Regions from separate parts of the Homo sapiens genome. Here region 2 is linked to region 1. The links are chromatin loops, found by intact Hi-C in ENCODE. Cell type or tissue: heart left ventricle. All regions are shown on one strand. Links, peaks and the distances in the headings refer to the core of each region. The heading gives the core; the rest is flanking DNA. Region 1 has its middle 96 kb from the start of B3GAT1-DT. Region 2 overlaps B3GAT1-DT (B3GAT1 divergent transcript).

Region 1 (8,421 bases), core at 261-8,260:
TGTGCGTGGCCTGCGGAGCCCACAGCACCCTGCCCACGCTGCCTGTATCCTGGGTGCCGCTGCCCCACTGCACCTGCTCTGGGCCTGCCTTCTCCTCCCCTGCTCCCTACACCATGGCTGTCTGCGCCTGAACTGAGCAATTCGTAGCCACAGTGAAGGCTCTGCGGAGAGTGCGTCTCCTGGCCCAGGATGAATGCTCTCCTGTCCTGGCCACACAGGTAATGAACGCCCAGGGCCATCCAGGGAAACACTCCCTTATCTCACCCTGGCAAGCCTCCCTCTTCCTCTTTTTGAGAGATGGGCAGTGGGCCCATCTGGGAGCCGTGGCCACCCATCACAGAGCCTTCACCGGGAGTGATGGATGGAACTTTTTCTCTTTCCAAAGAGAAATTCCACAGGGTGAGCCTCTCCCCTAGGCTTTGCCTGCCTCCCTGTGAGGAAGCATGAACTGTGGGAGCTTGAAGGAAGCTGTTGTGCCAAAGTTTCCTTCCACAGATGAGGAAGAGTGGTTCAGAGAGGAAGGGCGGGCACAGGGCCACAGAGCTCCGGGCATAGAACGCCGAGCAGCACCCGCACCTCTTCACGCTGGGAGCTTGGTGCGAACCTGAGCAGTTGTAAGAGCAGCAGGAGGAGCACGGAGCCCAGTCGGAGTAGGAGGGAGCATTCCAGCCCTGCTCCGGAAGGGCCCCCCAGCAGCCTGCACCCCTCCATCCCATCCCCATGAGGCCCCTGTCCACACCTTGTGATGCTAGGAGCTGACCCAGTGTTCTGCCTCTACCGTGTAGCCATGCAACATACACACACATGTACGTACACACAGTGCACCCTGCGGTGTGAGAGACACACTTCGGATTTCTCAAGTGCTGTTATCTGAAATGCACTTTTAACCTGGCTCCCCTGCATGCACAAGACCTTCTCCACTCTGCCTGGAGCACAAGCAGGTGCTGCCAGGGATGTCGTTCATAGGGAACAGGGTCCAGGGTCAGGGCCTCGAGGCCTTCAAAGAGGTCCCAATAGACAAGAGCAGGCAGGGCCCCACACAGTGTGGGGAAGGGGGCCCCAAAGCTCTGGGACTGCCAGGCCTCAGGACATGGGCCAGTCTCTAGCCTAGAGCAAGGCATCTGCTAGAAACCGAGAGGGACCACCGGAGAAGGAAGGGATGTCTTGGGAGCAGGTGTCAGGAGCACAGGGTGCCTTCACCCCTCTGCTGCCTGGCTCCGGCCCCTCTGGAACAGGAGGTAGAGTGAGCAGAGCCCACAGGGAGCAGACAGCCCTGGCCCCCAGCTCAGCCATGCTGGTCCCCCACCATGGACCAATGGCAAATCATCTAACCTCTCTCAGAGCTACTCCCGTGCTCAATATTCCTGCGCAGACTGTTGTAATCTGGAGCAAATGCTGTTGCCCAGGCCCTGCGAAAGGGCCAGCTCTGAAGGTCACCATCTCCCGTCCTGCTCCTCAGCTAACCCACCCGTGCCCGTGTCTCAGAGGTGCTCAGAATATATTTGCTGTATGAATAAATTGACTCAGCCCAATAAGGGAACAATTCTTCAATTTCCGTGCTTCTGTTTTCTCCATCTGAACACTCGTGTCTTTCATTGGTCCTGCTAATTCCTCAGCCATTTTCTCACTGAGTACAGCATCTCCCCCACCCTCTTTATCATCCCACTTGCTAAGTCTCTCCTCTGTGTCTTCGAACTTCTCTGTTGTATTCCTTTTATTTTTATTTTTTAGAGATGGGATTTCACTCTGTCACCCAGGCTGGAGTGCAGTGGCATGATCATGGCTCACCATAGCCCTGAATTCCTGGACTCACGTGATCCTCCCGTCTCAGCCTCCCAAGTAGCTGAGACCACAGATGCCTGCCATCACACCCAGCTAATTTTTTTAAAATTTTAATTTTGTGGGCAGATGGGGTCTCGCTCTGTCTGAGAGTTAGGCTGGTCTCGAACTCCTGGCCTCAAGGATCCTCCAGCCTCAGCCTCCGAAAGTGCTAAGATTACAGGTGTGAGCTACTGCACCCAGCCTTCTGTTGTATTTCTCATCTCGTCTCCCCATGCCACAGCCTGGGTGATGTCCTCTAACCAATCTCCTCTTCACTTGTGATTTTCTTCACTGTATTTCACGAGCTGTTGAACTCACCTGTTCAGGGTTTCATTTTAGCGTTACCCATGCTATTTTCAGAGGTCCATTTTTTCAAACCTCCCTGTTCTTGTATCATAATGTCTTGTTCCCCCTTTAGGGTTTGTGCTCCTCTCAGCTCCTTAATAACCATCATTATTACTCTTCCATTGTGCCTCATTACCCTCAGCGCTTAGAGTCCGATACTCCTGCTTCTTGGGCTGCTGAGCTGAGTTCATAAAGAAACACATGGGGTCCTGCTCAAGCTGTATTGTGAGCTGGTAATCATCAAGACTTTCTTCTCAACATAACTCCTACAAGACCTAAGTGTTTTGTTGATTTATTCGCAGCACCTTGAGGTATCCCAGGCCTGAGACTGATTCGTAAGATCATTCTCTGCTTGGAACTTCTGGCCCCACCTGGAAAGTGTCAGCTCCAGCTCCAAAGCAGCTCACAACAGAGGCTCAGGACACCCCTTTCTCACCGGAGAGTTTCTCCCACCAGAATCCCAGGCGGAGCTGTGCCATCCTGCTGTATCCTGGGGATTCCCTTTCCATTTCCTTCCCTGAGGAGACTCAAGCCCTCCCGTCCCATCCCTGCATGATAAGAGTCCAAAGCTTTCACACATGCTCACGCATACACAAACATGTGCACGTATGTATGCACACACACTCATGCACAGGCACGCAGACACACATGTGTGCACACACGGTCACTGAGCATTTTCTCCTGCTCCCACAGTGCTGGCTCTTAGTGACTTTTTACTGCTGGCATCTGGGGTTTTGAAATTCTTTCTTGTGTCTTCACCTGTACATGTAAAGCATGTGTGTAAGGTCATCTATTCAACAAATCTGTAAGCTTGTTTGGGGAAAGACCCGGCCCTTGCCCCATGGGCCCTGGGGCTGGCACCAGAAGTCACACTGTGTTCTATGGGTGCAATGTGCTCTGTGTCCCTTTCAGCTGCCCACAGAGCAGGGCTTTGGCTCCCCAGGGTCTCCCAGGCCTCTTTGTTGCCATCTGATGGTCATTGAGGGGACACGAGCCCAGATCTCCCACTGTGTAGGAAGAGAATGGAGACAGGGTACACAGGGCCAGCTTGGCACAACTGTCACTTAGAACATTGGCCCTTGGGCACCCCCCACTCTCCCTGCAGCCTGAACCCCTGATCCCAGCATCAGGCCCTGGCATCCAGGGTGGTTGGCAGCCAGTCCACGACACACAGCCAAACAAAAGCAGCATGGCGGCGCACTTCGGCCCCTGCCTGGGAAACAGAGTGTGCATGCCCTCCCGGGCCGGAACCTGAGCCGACTCTGCCCGGTTACACCCTGGCCTTCAGACAGGGTCTCCTGCTGACCCTCCCCGACCTGTGGGCTGGCCCGGTGCCCTGCACGGCTGCTATCTGCCAGCCCCAAGCCTGGGGAGGATGTGCCCGCAGCGCTCGGGGCCTCCGGGCCAGCCCCTGTGCCCACAGCAGCAGCCCCTCACGGCTCTGCAGTGCAGCAGAATGGAACGTGCTTCCCAGGCAGAGCCGGTGCAGGGTCCCAGGCGGCCAAACAAGCCCCGAGAGCACTGGGCCCAAGCCACCCTCCTCCCAGGCGGCAGGAGGACTGCACAGGCCCTGCGAAAGGGCCAGCTTGGAAGGTCACCATCTCCCGTCCTGCCCCTCAGCTAATGCACCCATACCCAGGGGCAGCCCAGCCTTGCCTGGGGGAAGGGTGCCCCCTCGGCCCTGACCGCAGAGGAGCAAGCCTTGCACCCTGACTTTCTGCCCCATGGCCCACCGTGAAAATACCCTGAGAGGCACGGGGACAGTGCTCGGTTCCTCCTACACCCAACTGTTTAGAGGAGGTCTGGGCAGAGGAGAGAAGTGGGAGATGAGTGCACTCTGCTAGCCCGAGTGGTCCCTGAGACAGCCTGGAGCTGATCTGCTGATTAGCTGGATTAGCTGGAGCTAATCCGCTAATCCGCTCCCCTGCACCCAGCCTCAGCCCGGCCCTCCAGCACATGCCAGCCTGCTGGCTTGGCACACACAACCCATGTCCATCGCTTGTTCCAAAGGAGAGGAGAAAGGCCCCCCTGCCTTCCTAATTCCTCACTCCCTCCTCCCTTCCTTCCGCTGCCTCTGAGTTCATTCACCCATGGTTCATTTATTCATCAACTCTGCGAAGCCCTCTCCATGCCAGGAGAGGCCCTGGACCCTCAGGAAACAATGAGAGGTCACAGGCCTGCTTTGAAAAGCTGCAGTTCAGGAGAGAGCCAGGCACGTAAACAGACATTCCCACGGATTTGTCCTAAATGTCCCCAAAAGAAGCCCATGGGCAGGAGCCGCCAGCCAGTCTGGGAGGGGCCACCTGAGCTGGGCCTGCAGCGGTCAGGGGTGTCAGCACAGGAGGGCAGGAAGAGGGTCCGGCAGACCTGGGAGACTGGGACAGACAGTGCCGGTCACCGAGGAGGGGCTCAGGGGTGTGGACTCTCACAGCAGCCGAGGAGGGTGTACTTGGTCCCGGGAGCAATGGGGGCCAGAGAAGGGCCCTGAGTGAGGCCGCTGTAGGCGTCAGATGGGTCTTGCTGAGTGAGGCCGCTGTAGGCGTCAGATGGGTCTTGCTGAGTGAGGCCGCTGTAGGCGTCAGATGGGACTTAGCAAGGCCACTCCCCCGCAGGTGGCTGCACTGGAGGTGGGGGGCTGCAGAGGCCATGGCCTTAATCTTGGGGGTGCAGTGAGGGCCAGGACACAGGCAGAGGCTGTAGGGAAGGAAACCAGAGGGTGAGCTGAGGTCACAGAGCAGCAGAATCCAGGACCTGGCAGCCCGGGGATGTGGGGGAGAGGGAGGAGGTGAGGACGGCCCTTGGGACATGGCCAGCACTTGGTGATGGACAGCAGGAGAGGCCCAGGAAAGGCTCTTCCATGCAGCAGCGAGGCCTCTGCATGCTTCCACGCAGACCAACCCAGGCCTGCTCCCCAAGCTGGGCGCCCTCCAGCCCCCCGCCAGACCCGTGTGAGGCCAGGGCAGGACCAGGCAGGCTCTCGGCAGAGAGGATCCTCTGCAGCACCCTGGAAGGGAGGAGGGATGCAGGAGGAAAGCTCATCCATTATTAATTCCTCCTGGAGACTCTGGGGCCTCCGAAGCCAATTGCATTATTTAAAACTGGCTTAAATTTGGCCCAGAACAGAGAGCTTCATCTCTCGTTGACGGCCTCCCCCTTTCCAAGGCGGCATCCTCAGGAGAGATGCTGAGCTTCCAGTGAAGAGTCAGGCCTGCACCTCTGCTGCACAGCTTGTGCACCACCACGCACACCACATCACATCCCCTGCCCGGCTGCCAGATGCGCCCAGCCATTCAGCCCTCCTTCAGCCTCGGGGCTCACAAACAGAGTATAGGACATGCATTTCCAGTGGCCTTCGGGCAGAAATCCAAGGGATCTGAGTTTCTCTGGTTGACCACCCTAAGTTAGACAGTCCTGCCACTGTCATGGGCGTCACTGGGCAGAGGGACTGGACCGTCCCCTAGAAGCAGCAGCTCGGGTAGCTGCATCCTAAGAGGACTGAGGTCTCAGCCTGGGGAAGAAGGAAGGACAGAGCCAGGAACTGGTTGCTATGGAGATTTGTTCCCCAGCAAGGGGAGTAGTTGGGGCTAACCTTGAAGGATTTCACCATGAGAAAGAGGAAAACAGACACAGATACATACATGCGATGTGAAATCTGACCTTTCCCTGGGAGGCTGGGGAGGAGAGACCTGCCAGAATAGACACTATGCGGACGGGGAGGGAAGAGGGGAAGACAGTGGCGGTGGGGGAGGAGGGTGGGGAACGGAGGAGGGTGGGGGAGGAGGGTGGGGAACGGAGGAGGGTGGGGAACGGAGGAGGGTGGGGGAGGAGGGTGGGGAACGGAGGAGGGTGGGGGAGGAGGGTGGGGAACGGAGGAGGGTGGGGGAGGAGGGTGGGGAACGGAGGAGGGTGGGGGAGGAGGGTGGGGAACAGAGGAGGGTGGGGGAGGAGGGTGGGGAACGGAGGAGGGTGGGGAACGGAGGAGGGTGGGGAACGGAGGAGGGTGGGGAACGGAGGAGGGTGGGGAACGGAGGAGGGTGGGGAACGGAGGAGGGTGGGGAACGGAGGAGGGTGGGGGAGGAGGGTGGGGAACGGAGGAGGGTGGGGACCAAGCAGACCACACTCACTGAGTCCCTGGCGTGTGCCACTCACTGATATCAAAGCCAAGTGTGTTTATCCCATTTGGCCCTCACCTAAGCCCTGTGAAGAAGGTGCCTCTAGTCCCACTTTACAGATGAAGACACTGAGACCTTGCGGGACTTGCCCAGAGCCTCAGATCAGCCAACGCTGGGGCTGGAATCCAGGTTTCTCTGACTCTGAAACTCCTATTCATCCTCCTCCTGCGGGATCCTGCAGAACCACCCCCTGAGCCGGTCAGCTCTCTGGGAGGCAGAGGCTCCAGGCCCGCCCAACAAGCCGAGCAGACGAGACTCCTCATTCACGTGGTGCTGCTGCCCAGACCCCCACAGCCCTCCACCATCTGTGAGACGGTGCTCCCAGCCAGCATGGAGGTCTTGGGCTCTGGTCCCCACCCACATCCACAAGACATCTCCCATTCCCCACCCCGCCTCTCCACGGGCGTGCACGGCCCTGCCCCAGGGGTCTCCCCTCTCACCTGCCCTCAGCCCTAGGCTGGCTGCCCCTCTGCAGACCTCTCCTTCTTTTCGAAAGCCTCTCCCAAGTCCACCTCCAGGATCTGTCCCTGAGCTCTGTAGCTACTCTGGCTCTGCGGGAGAGCTCCGTGTGCGTGTTCACCTCTTTTCTGAGAATTCCTGCTAAGGACTCAGAGTAAGGAGGGCCGGGTGCTCACATCCGCAGGACCAGAGGAAGCCGCTGGTAGGACAGGGCTCTGCACAGTGGGGTGGTGAGCGGAGGGCAGGCCAGCCTCGGAAGAATCCAGGCAGCAGCTGCTGTGAGCTGAGGGCCTTTCCAGCCCGAGAGCCACTGCATCAGCAGCGGCTAACTTGGCCCAGGACTGCCTGCAAGGCAGGAGCTACAGACTCTGGGCCGTGTGGGCTTTGTCTTACTTGGTTTCTGCATCCTAGTTGAAACATTTAAGGCAATCTATGCCCACAGAGTATCGGGACAATGATAAGTAATCAGCGCTATTTTTCTAGATAAAAGATGAACTGCCCTGGGATCCCCAAGGCCTGGAGTCTCAGAGGCACCAGAGCTGTCCCAGAGGCCTTGTTGCTCTCATCAAAGCCTTTGTGTCATCCACAGAGTTCAGTTCTCACCTGGGCTCAGCGCTTGAGATCTGGAAACTTGTGTTTCAAGGGACAGAAGCAAGCTACAGTGTGGCCGTAAGTTCCGAAAGCACAGGTAACGGTAGGTAGTAAATGGCTTTGATATTACAGCACAAGATAGACTGGATGGTGACACAGGCTATGCTCTAGGTGTTTTCTTGCATTCACGATGTGTAGTACAGGGCGCAGCGCAGAATTGCAAGGAGCACGTTGCAACCTGGTGAACCTCCCCAACACCACTGCACGTGCATCTGTGAGACATTGCCACATACGATTCGGGTCACCTCTTTTCAAAAATATATTTGTGCCTATACCATTCCAGAAGAAATCCTCAAGGGGGTTAAGAACTGGGGGCATCCAGCCTCCTCTACCCTGCCACTACCCAATCCAGGCTGGGACTTCTCCATCCTCCAGCCGCCCGCAGTCTCTGGCCCCTCTGCTGTGGTGTGTGGCCCTCAGACTTGAGCAGAGACATCCTGAGCGGCCTCTCCCTAGCCTGTCCAGTGCAGGGGAGTAGTGACGGGCCACTAAACATGGCCACATAAAGGAATAGACAGCTATGTTTCTGCAACTAACGGCCACATCACAGCTCAGTCCAAGGGGGAATTGATTTACTTAGTATCAAGTTGTAGAAAGGGAAAGGCCAGAAGGGTAGATGCGGCCTCAGCGGGGGCTGCATGCAAGGCTTGATTCAGATCTCTCTCCCCATCTCTCTCCCTCTTCCTCCCTGTCTCTTCCTGTCTGTCTCCCTCTCTCTGTCTCTGTCTCTCTCTCACACACACACACACACACAGCTTCTTGCTCCCTGTGGGCCAGCTGTTGTCCCTGCGAGGCTGCACCCTGGCAGCACATCCTCACACACCCAGAGCAGACAGCAGAGAAGCCTCTTCCACCAGCTCTGGTTAGAAAATGCCAAGGGAGGCCTGGGATTGGTCCCAGACTGGTTCACTCTTGTCCCTGGATGGGTCAGGCCAGGCAGGAGCGGGGGCACTGGGGTGGGTGGTGCTACCAT
Region 2 (8,421 bases), core at 200-8,199, 50 kb after region 1:
GTGCTGTACTCATTGTCAGGAACTGGCTGTAGCCACCCAGGTAGTCATGGGTGAGCCTGGTGGTCAGAGCAGGCCACTCGGCTGGCGCACCCTTCAGACAGGCCAGGGCCCCTCGGGCTGCACCCTCTGAAGGTCAGGACTCGCTGTGCACTCACAGTGGGACATAGCTGAGGACCCCACTGCTTTGCCTCCGCCCCATGCCAGGCCCTGGGCAAGAAGCAGAGTCTTTCTTCTCTCTCGCCTACTCCCTTTCCCCTTTCTCCCCTTCTCCACTCCTTTCTTTCCACGAATATTTACTGGATGCTTTCTGAGTGTTAGGTATTAGACATGTCCAAGGAGGGATGCAAAGCCCTTCAGACGTGGTCTCCTCTGGTGAGACACTCCAATTCTCTCTGGGAAGACAGACATACATACAGAGAGATGTCATACAGACGGTCACAGCACATGAGTTGGATGGTGGTGCCTAGAAAGTTACAGTCATCCCTGTCCTGGGGAGAAGATGATGGAGGCTTGAAGGCAGGGGCTGCACCTTCAGATATGCCACATTGCCTGTGCACAGGGAGCCCGCATGTGGGGACGTGCAGCTGCCCCTCTCCCACACCTGAGCTAGTCCTGTTTCCCGATCCAGAATTCTTCTCATTGTCAGAGCAACACCCCCAGCTTGTCCAGCAGTGTGTTCTTGGACAATGCCTTCTCCTATCAGGACCTCAGTCTGCAGCTGTCTGAATACAGGCCACAGATGAAAACAGTCTTCCACTCAGGGTTCCTCTCCATTCGGTCTCTCTTCCTCCAGAGGACCCACATCCTTCTGCTGCCCCTGGATCCCCAAGGCCACACACTAGGGTTCCCTCCTGGCTCCCCTTCCCCAAACCTCCACCCAGGCCTGCTCTGCTTCCCGGTTCCCTATCTGCCAGGGGCACGGGGTTGAGAACCCAGCACCACCTTCGACTCTTCTCTTTTTATCCTCCCCACCACCACCTACACACACACACTGCACACGGTTGCCAAAACCATATTGAATTCTTTGGGGAAGAAGGAAGGGAGGGAGGGAGAGAGGATCTTTGGATAGTGCAATGCTTAAGAGTAAGGCTCTGATATCAGATGGCCTGGAAACAAAGATCTAACTATTTTTTTTCTTTGAGATGGAGTCTCAGTCTGTCACCCAGGCTGGAGGGCAGTGGCTCAATCTCTGCTTACTGCAACCACCGCCTCCCTAGTTCAAGTGATTCTCAGCCTCAGCCTCCCAAGTAGCTGGGATTACAGGTGTGCACTGCCATGCCAGGCTAATTTTTGTTTGTTTGTTTGTTTGTTTTAGTAGAGATGGGATTTCACCATGTTGGCCAGGCTGGTCTCAAACTCCTGACCTCAGGTGATCCACCCACCTTGGCCTCTCAAAGTGCTGGGATTACAGGCATGAGCCTCCGTGCCTGGACACAAATATCTAATTTTGGCTCTTCCACTCACTGTGACTTGGACAGCTTCACCTTTCTGCATCTCACTTTCATCATCTAAAAATGGGTTATAATTAATACCTCCGTCATTAAAGTTGTTAGGATGATCAAATGATAGCACATAAATAATAATCCACATATCACCTTGTCCAGGAAATGATCAGGAAATATCAGGGAGTGTTTTTAGGCCATTTGCAGCCAGCAAGGCACACGTTTGAATCCACACCCCATCAGTTACTAGCTGGTGAGCCTTGAGTAAGTTGCTGGTTTTCTCTCTCAGTTTTCTCCTCTCTGAAAAGAGCCATGCAAAAGATATGAGAAGGTCGGCTCTCTGAGAGTGAAGGCCGTGTCTATCCCACAAGTGGATCAAAGAAGCGCTCAATGCATATTGAGTTGGAAGAATGAACGGTGGGAATCGCCTTCACCCGACTGGCTGATTGCTACGATTAGAGTTACCAGTGTGAACTCTCTGCATATGGCAGGCACTTAGTGAGTACTACCTGAGAGTATTTCTTCTCCAAAGGCCACTTGCCGGGGCAAGCTTTCACCACGCTAGACAGCTGTAAGAGCCTCATGACTGTTCTCTGTGCTGCCATCATCAGGCCCTCTCCAATCTTACGCCACCAGATCAGCTTTTCAAAGCACATGTCAGTCTCTGGGTCAGAAACCCCAGCTGCTCCCCTAGAAGTACAGACTTCTGAATCTGGCATTCAGGAGTTCCTCAAGCCCCAAGCCTAACTGCCTCCTGTAAGGATCCTTCATTCAGTTCAACTGAACTTTATTAGGCCACTGCCTCCTCTGGAGACACACCCTCACCTTACTCACACACACGCACCCGCCCATGCACACATACCTCACTTCTGCCATTAGAATTCTGCACATCCATCAATACTTCACCCAGATGCCAGGCCCTCATCTTCAACCACCCTCTATACAACGTTCCTATTGACATGGATTTGAGTCTCCCAGTATTGTGACTAATTGGGTGCTCCGGGTAGGAGCAGAAACTGTCTTTCCACAGAACCAATTTCAGAGCCAAATAAATAGTGGGTTAAATGCATCAGGTTAAAATAACTCATGCCCATCTGGACACTTTTCTTCTTGATTCAGACTGAATCTGAATATGTCATTCCCTCTGTGTCCTGGTCCACAGCTCCGGAGCCCGGCTCACTTCTACTTAGAGCAGCTCTCTGAGTGCAGCTGGTCTAAGATGTTGCCCCTTTGGGACATCATGCCTGCACACTGGCAGGGGGCCTTCAGGATTTTAACCCGTATCGGTTAGACAGAACTTCCGGCCGGAAGGGGAGATACTCTGGATAACCCGTATCGGTTAGACAGAACTTCAGGCCGGAGGGGGAGATACTCTGGATAACCCGTATCGGTTAGACAGAACTTCCGGCCGGAGGGGGAGATACTCTGGAAAGAGGAGCTCTCCAGTGCCCCTCGAGTCCCACTGTGTGTGGGAGCTGATCCCCGCCTGAGAGTTGGCTCTCTAGGAATGGCTGGCCTCGCTGCCTTAGGCATTGGCTGCAGAAGGGCCCAGAAGCCAGAAGCCTCCTGACCACCCCCAGGGATGCTTCTCCAGCTGGGCCACACCCAACACCCCTGAGACCACGACATTGGCAGGCTTCCTATTGGCAGGATGGCCATGGGGATAGAACTCTTCCCAGAACTTTATTCTCCACTTCTGTTTCCAGACCTTTCCCCAGCCAGGGGCTTGACTGGTGAAAGGAAGCTTTGATGGAGATGGGCAATGGATTCAGGGTGGATCAGGCCCTGCTGTATTAGAATCACCAGGCACTCCCTTGGGAATGCAGATTCTGGGGTCCTGCCCAGACGTGTTCAACTACTCCTGGAATGGGGGTCCAAGGGTCACATGGCCTACAGCTTCCAGCTGATTCCTGTATTCACTACAAACCTTGAGCCCCTCTGGGCAGCCTCAGAGACCTGGGCCCCCAACACTTCTCACTGTGGTGTGTGGTGAACTTTGAGCATTTACCTTCCTGGCGTTTTTTGTTTCACACCTTGCCATCTCTAGAGATTCTTAATTTTTCTGATATAATTTTTACTCAATAGCTCTCTGATACACACTAACCAATAATCAATATTTATACAAATGCTTAGATGGGAAGCGGAGTCCTATTTGAGGGTGAGAAATGGGAAATGACATACCCAAAAAATCCTTGAGTCATTCAGCACACACCCTTGCCTGGACAGAAACATTTTTCAGCCTTTTTCAAACGTGCCTCACTCTTCTCTGCAACTTCTGCTGCCTCCTGGAATGTAGAGAAGAAACCAGCATTCAGAGAAATGTGCTCACATGGATCGATGCCTCATCCACATTACATGCTGACTGCAATCACAAAAAATGGGCCTCACCCTTCTTTTGCTGATGAAATTGAAGTTGGGGCCCATTCATGAGCATGCCCAGGTCTCACAGCAAGTATCTTTCAGAATCAAGGTTTGTGCCCACTCTGAGGCTGTGAAACCCACCTTCTTTCCCTCACCCTCCACCACCTCTTCCCCATCTCTCTGCTTGGGGGAATCCTCAGTGCCCCCCACCCACCCAGTGGCAACCCTCTGAGGGCTCTGCAGACCCCCGCAGGTGGAATCATTGCCTCTCATCTCTCTCCTCCCTGGGGACTTCTCTCTCCTCCCTGGGTACTTCTTTCTCCTCCCTGGGTACTCCCTCCCAGCAGTGGCCACCACTGTTCCTCCTTAAATGAACTTGGCTGCCTGTCTACCTCTGCCACCAGACGGAGTTCCTGGACTCCAGCCCTGCATCTTAAACAGTGCTTTTTCCCCAGACTGGAGGAGTGGCTGACCCACGAAAAGTGCTCAGTGACAGTGGAAGGAATGATGCAGACCTACACCCTTGGGCTGAGAGTGGAGGACAACTTTGCGAGCTTTTGCTGTGGCCTCTTCCAGCTCCTTTAACCCTGAAGAGGCAGGGCCCCAGGGCTCTGAGCTTAACCACCGTTCAGAACCCACACCCTAGGAGCCCAGGCTTGAGGCTGCTTGATGGGAGCTCAGCTCAGGCTCTCCGCTGGTGCATGCACTCTCCTATTTCCCTCTTCTCCACAGCCATACATAGCTTGTAAGGACCTGAATGGACATTGAATGCCTAGAATCTAGCTTCCCCTCATTATGGATTTGATTGATTCTCAACCCTTATTGTACAAAGCAACACAGGCCATTAAATAAGCATGATTTTGGAGGTCCAGCGATTGGACTCAAAGTTGGCTCTGGAACTATACAACGTGTGCCTGAACAGCCCTCAGAGCCCCAAATTCAAGTGTGGAGGGAACGGCAAAGGCATAACATCATGGCAGTTTCTCCTCCAATGACTGGTGTGGCAGGAAGGGAGGCTGACAGGCTCACAGGACAGTCTAGGGGGCACCTGACATTTTCGGGAGTTGTCTAAAGCAGGAGAAGACACAGACCTCATTAATCCCTGCAAAGGGCAGCTCAGGGACCTGGCAGCCACCTCTCACTTCTCCTTGGCTTCCCCTGTGTCTCCTGACAGTCACAGGAGTTTCATTACCATTAACAGCTCTGCAAATTGCACCATCAGCAAAATGCCCAGGTAGTTAATAAACAACTGCACAAGCAAATCCCGGTCACGGACTCTTCTCTCTGCCTCCTAATGAAAGGTGCAACTCTCTGGCATTTCTTCCAACTTCTGGATGTGAGAGGCAAATTTATCCTAAGGGCTCAGGAACAGGACCATCTCTCTAGGCTAGCTGGGAGCCCATTAAACTTGGAAAGGGAAGATCTGTGTTCCATCCCAGGCTCTGATGTCTACCAGTTATATGACCTTGCAAAACTAACTTAATTCCACTGGGTCTCAGTTACTCATCCATAAAATGGAAGCAGTAATAGTATGTACTTCACAGGGTTGTTATGAGGATCAAATGAGATCATCTATGTAATTAATGAAGTGATGGCACAAAATAAGGACTCAAGAAGAGATAGCCATTGTCATTGCTACCTGTCACATGTTCATGACCACGTTGACTCAGCCCATGTCAGGGGTATTGGGAGTTCCAGTCCATGCCCTGAAAACACAGATGAGAGAAATTGCCATTATTATTATTCTCGAGCCAGTGTCTCCCACTCCCTGAGGTCTCAAAGGCCCTCCTTCTCAAACACCCCCATCTGTCTGTTCTCTCTGCCTTCTGTTCCTATCTTTGCTGTGACTCCTCCTTCTTTGTTCTAATCCTGAATCCAGAAGCTGCCAATGCCTGCTGAAGTCCTCTAGCACTGCCTAAAGCAATGTTTTCCCACCGCGGGGATGGGGACCTGGAAGGATGGAACATTGTGACAAAGTGATCCATAAACCAGCTGCGCCCAGACGACTGCTAGGTCTGAGTGTAATCAAGCATTCAGTATGACCATGTGGCCCATTCATGGAGGCCCAGGCCACCTGGAGGCCATAGGAGCAAATGGGATCACAGCCTTAGCTCACACCAACCCCAACCAAAGCAAAGGAGCAGGGATTCACCAGCTTAGGGTCAGAAGGAAATTTGGCTGAGTCTCAAAATTAATAGGGCCCTTGTCCAGCCTGCAGTGTGGATACTGTTGTCAGAGGCCATCTCTGCTGGGGACTGAGTCAGTGTGGGATTGATTTTTAAAGCCTGACTGTCTGCTGATAGATGGTGTGATGAAATGAGAGATATAAATTGTCACGCTTTGCAATCACAGATGCTGTCACTGCAGCTGTCAGGGACTAAGAGGGCAGGCTGGCTGCTGTCATGGGGGTACCCAACCCTGGCAGATTTCCATTTGTCTGGCCAGCATTCAGGAGGACATTTCTTACATGCTAACCCCTCAGAGAAGTGACTGCCAGCAGCTTTATGGGGTGGTGCAATGGCCAGCAGGGGTAGCTCAGGGGGTGCCCTGAGCCCTCCTCCAGAACCTACCAGCCGCATGGCCTTGGGCAAGCTACTGAACCACTGTGCCATAAATCTCATCCTCAGCATAATGATGGTGGTGCTAATACTACCTCATCAGGTCATTGGTTCACAGAGCAAGCGTATGGATGTTGATGGGAGCGAAACATCCCGACTAGCAAGCCAACCCCAATAAGGCAACTCATTATCCCACAAAACACACTGCCGGAGAGAGGAAAATTCCAGGGATTTTTAACTGAATGACTCAACAAGGACAGGAAAACCTAGGTTCCTTTCACCTTCTCCCTCTGCCACTCTTCTGCTGTTGAATCTGTGCTTATGCTGGGTTCCCCATGGTTGCACTAAGCCTGCATCTGTTTTGGCTTCACATCCGGGTAGGACACGTGGAGAGGAGGAAGAGAGGCAACGTCCTGCTTTTGTCTCTTTTTTAAAACCTCTCTCTGAAGCCTCTCACCTCATGTCCACTTTTATCACATTGGCTAAGATAGCGTCCCATGCCGTTACCCTTATGTAAGGCAATGGCTTACTAGAAACGTGACCGGGACTGGCCAGCCCTGTAGGTAAGGCCAGCTTTTCTTAACACACATGGCAGTGTATCCCTGATCCAACAGAAAGAAAAGGCAACAGGCATGGGAGGTCAGCCACTGTCGGCTATGGCAGGTGAAGCACCGAGGACGCTGCCAGGCATTTGATGAGCACACATTCGATGGTAGCTCTTCAGGGCGACGTGTCCTAACTGTAACTCCGTATTATGAACGGCTAGGCTTACAGCAGATGTGACGATGTGGTTCACACCTCCCAGCTCACTCTTCTAGCAAATACACTTGCCTTCTGAAAACACAACACTGCCCTACAACTAAGCAAATTATTAAAGACTACTATTCAGGATTCATGTGATTTATTTCCAAAACTAAAGAAAGCTGCATTTATGTGAGACACACAGGTTACAGAAGTATTTAACAGAACACGAATATGTAAGCACATTTAGATAGAAATCAGACCAATTTTCAACTTTTGCTCTTTGCAGTAGATGGTAAGAATTTCTACTTTTGGGGCTGCAAAGATCCCTCCTTTCTGACTTATTGTGTGTCTTCACTGGCTCCTGTGTCCTCTGGCTTCTGCTGCAGAGCCTCCTCTACACTCAACTGCTTTCACCCGTGCCCTCAGGCCGGTTTCCATTGTCCCTAATCAAAGAGGCAGCCTGGCCAACATGCACAGGACAGCTTCCTCCCAGGGGAGGGTTTTCTTCTCCCAGCTCCATTCTGCCAGCCTCCTCAAATCTTTTTGAATATGGGTAAGTGCCCATAACTAAAAAATATAGATTCTATCCCCTGACCCCATTCAACTCTCTGAGAAGTCAAGGTAGCTTTCTCCATTTAAAAAAAAAAAAGTTTTTCACAGATACACAGGCAGAAGGAAGAAGGGCAGAGCCCATGGTTGCAGAGTCTCTGTGGCCGTCCCCTCTGGTCTGTAGTAGGCAGTGATGACAAGGTGGGGGGTCAGGCTGTAACACTGAGGCAGTATCCTCCAGAGGTGAGGCCAGCACACTCCCCAGCCCCAGGCTCAGGCCTCAGAGGCAGGCATCGGGGAGCCGGCAGCAACCCGCAGAGGGTGGAAAGGACCCTTCTTTGCAGCACGGTGCCCTTCTCACACCTGCACACAGGTGCATGGATGGAAGAGGTAGACAGTGATAGCGCCTCCTGTCCCACAGCCTCCTCAGCAGCTGTGCGGGTCCCTCTGCAACCCCTGACCACCATCCCTCAGCCAGGGTCTGAGAGGCCACTTTGAGAATCAGCTTGTTAAGCCAGAAGGTTAGATTTTATAAACCTTCTTAATATAGTTTTTACCTGCATGCAGGCTCAAATTATATCAATTGGTTTTCATAATGGATGTATCCATTCTCTTTCACGGAGGAGAAAATAGCCCAGGTCCCCAAGGAGGCACAAAGGGAGAGGGAGGAACCTGTACTCAGCCAGAGATTGAAAACACCATAAAATCCGAGTTTCAGGGGTCATTTAGTCCAGACCACCACTGCCTTTAACCTGTAGTATTCTTAC

Evidence for each region. Hi-C counts contacts between places; a loop is a spot of excess contacts. Peaks named below come from ENCODE experiments on the same cell type or tissue, not always from the same donor. Only the 100,000 strongest peaks of a DNase experiment are listed, where the experiment ranks them.
Region 2: it touches region 1 in a loop (5-fold over the local background); 1 of 110 quality-filtered maps calls a loop at or near these places.

The regions. Positions count from the first base shown.
Region 1 is chr11:134,528,050-134,536,470 of GRCh38, reverse strand. No RefSeq gene overlaps it. Among named protein-coding and RNA genes, the nearest start is that of B3GAT1-DT, 96 kb to the right of the region's middle. RefSeq lists an enhancer at 1-34. In heart left ventricle, for the core only: no CTCF peak of the experiment used is centred there; a DNase peak (open chromatin) is centred at 4,993; H3K27me3 peaks cover 6,550 bases.
Region 2 is chr11:134,477,933-134,486,353 of GRCh38, reverse strand. B3GAT1-DT (B3GAT1 divergent transcript) reads right to left here. Exons shown (of 6, transcript NR_033852.1): 4 at 5,443-5,509; 5 at 3,624-3,727. Among named protein-coding and RNA genes, the nearest start is that of B3GAT1-DT, 46 kb to the right of the region's middle. In heart left ventricle, for the core only: no CTCF peak of the experiment used is centred there; no DNase peak of the experiment used is centred there; H3K27me3 peaks cover 7,480 bases.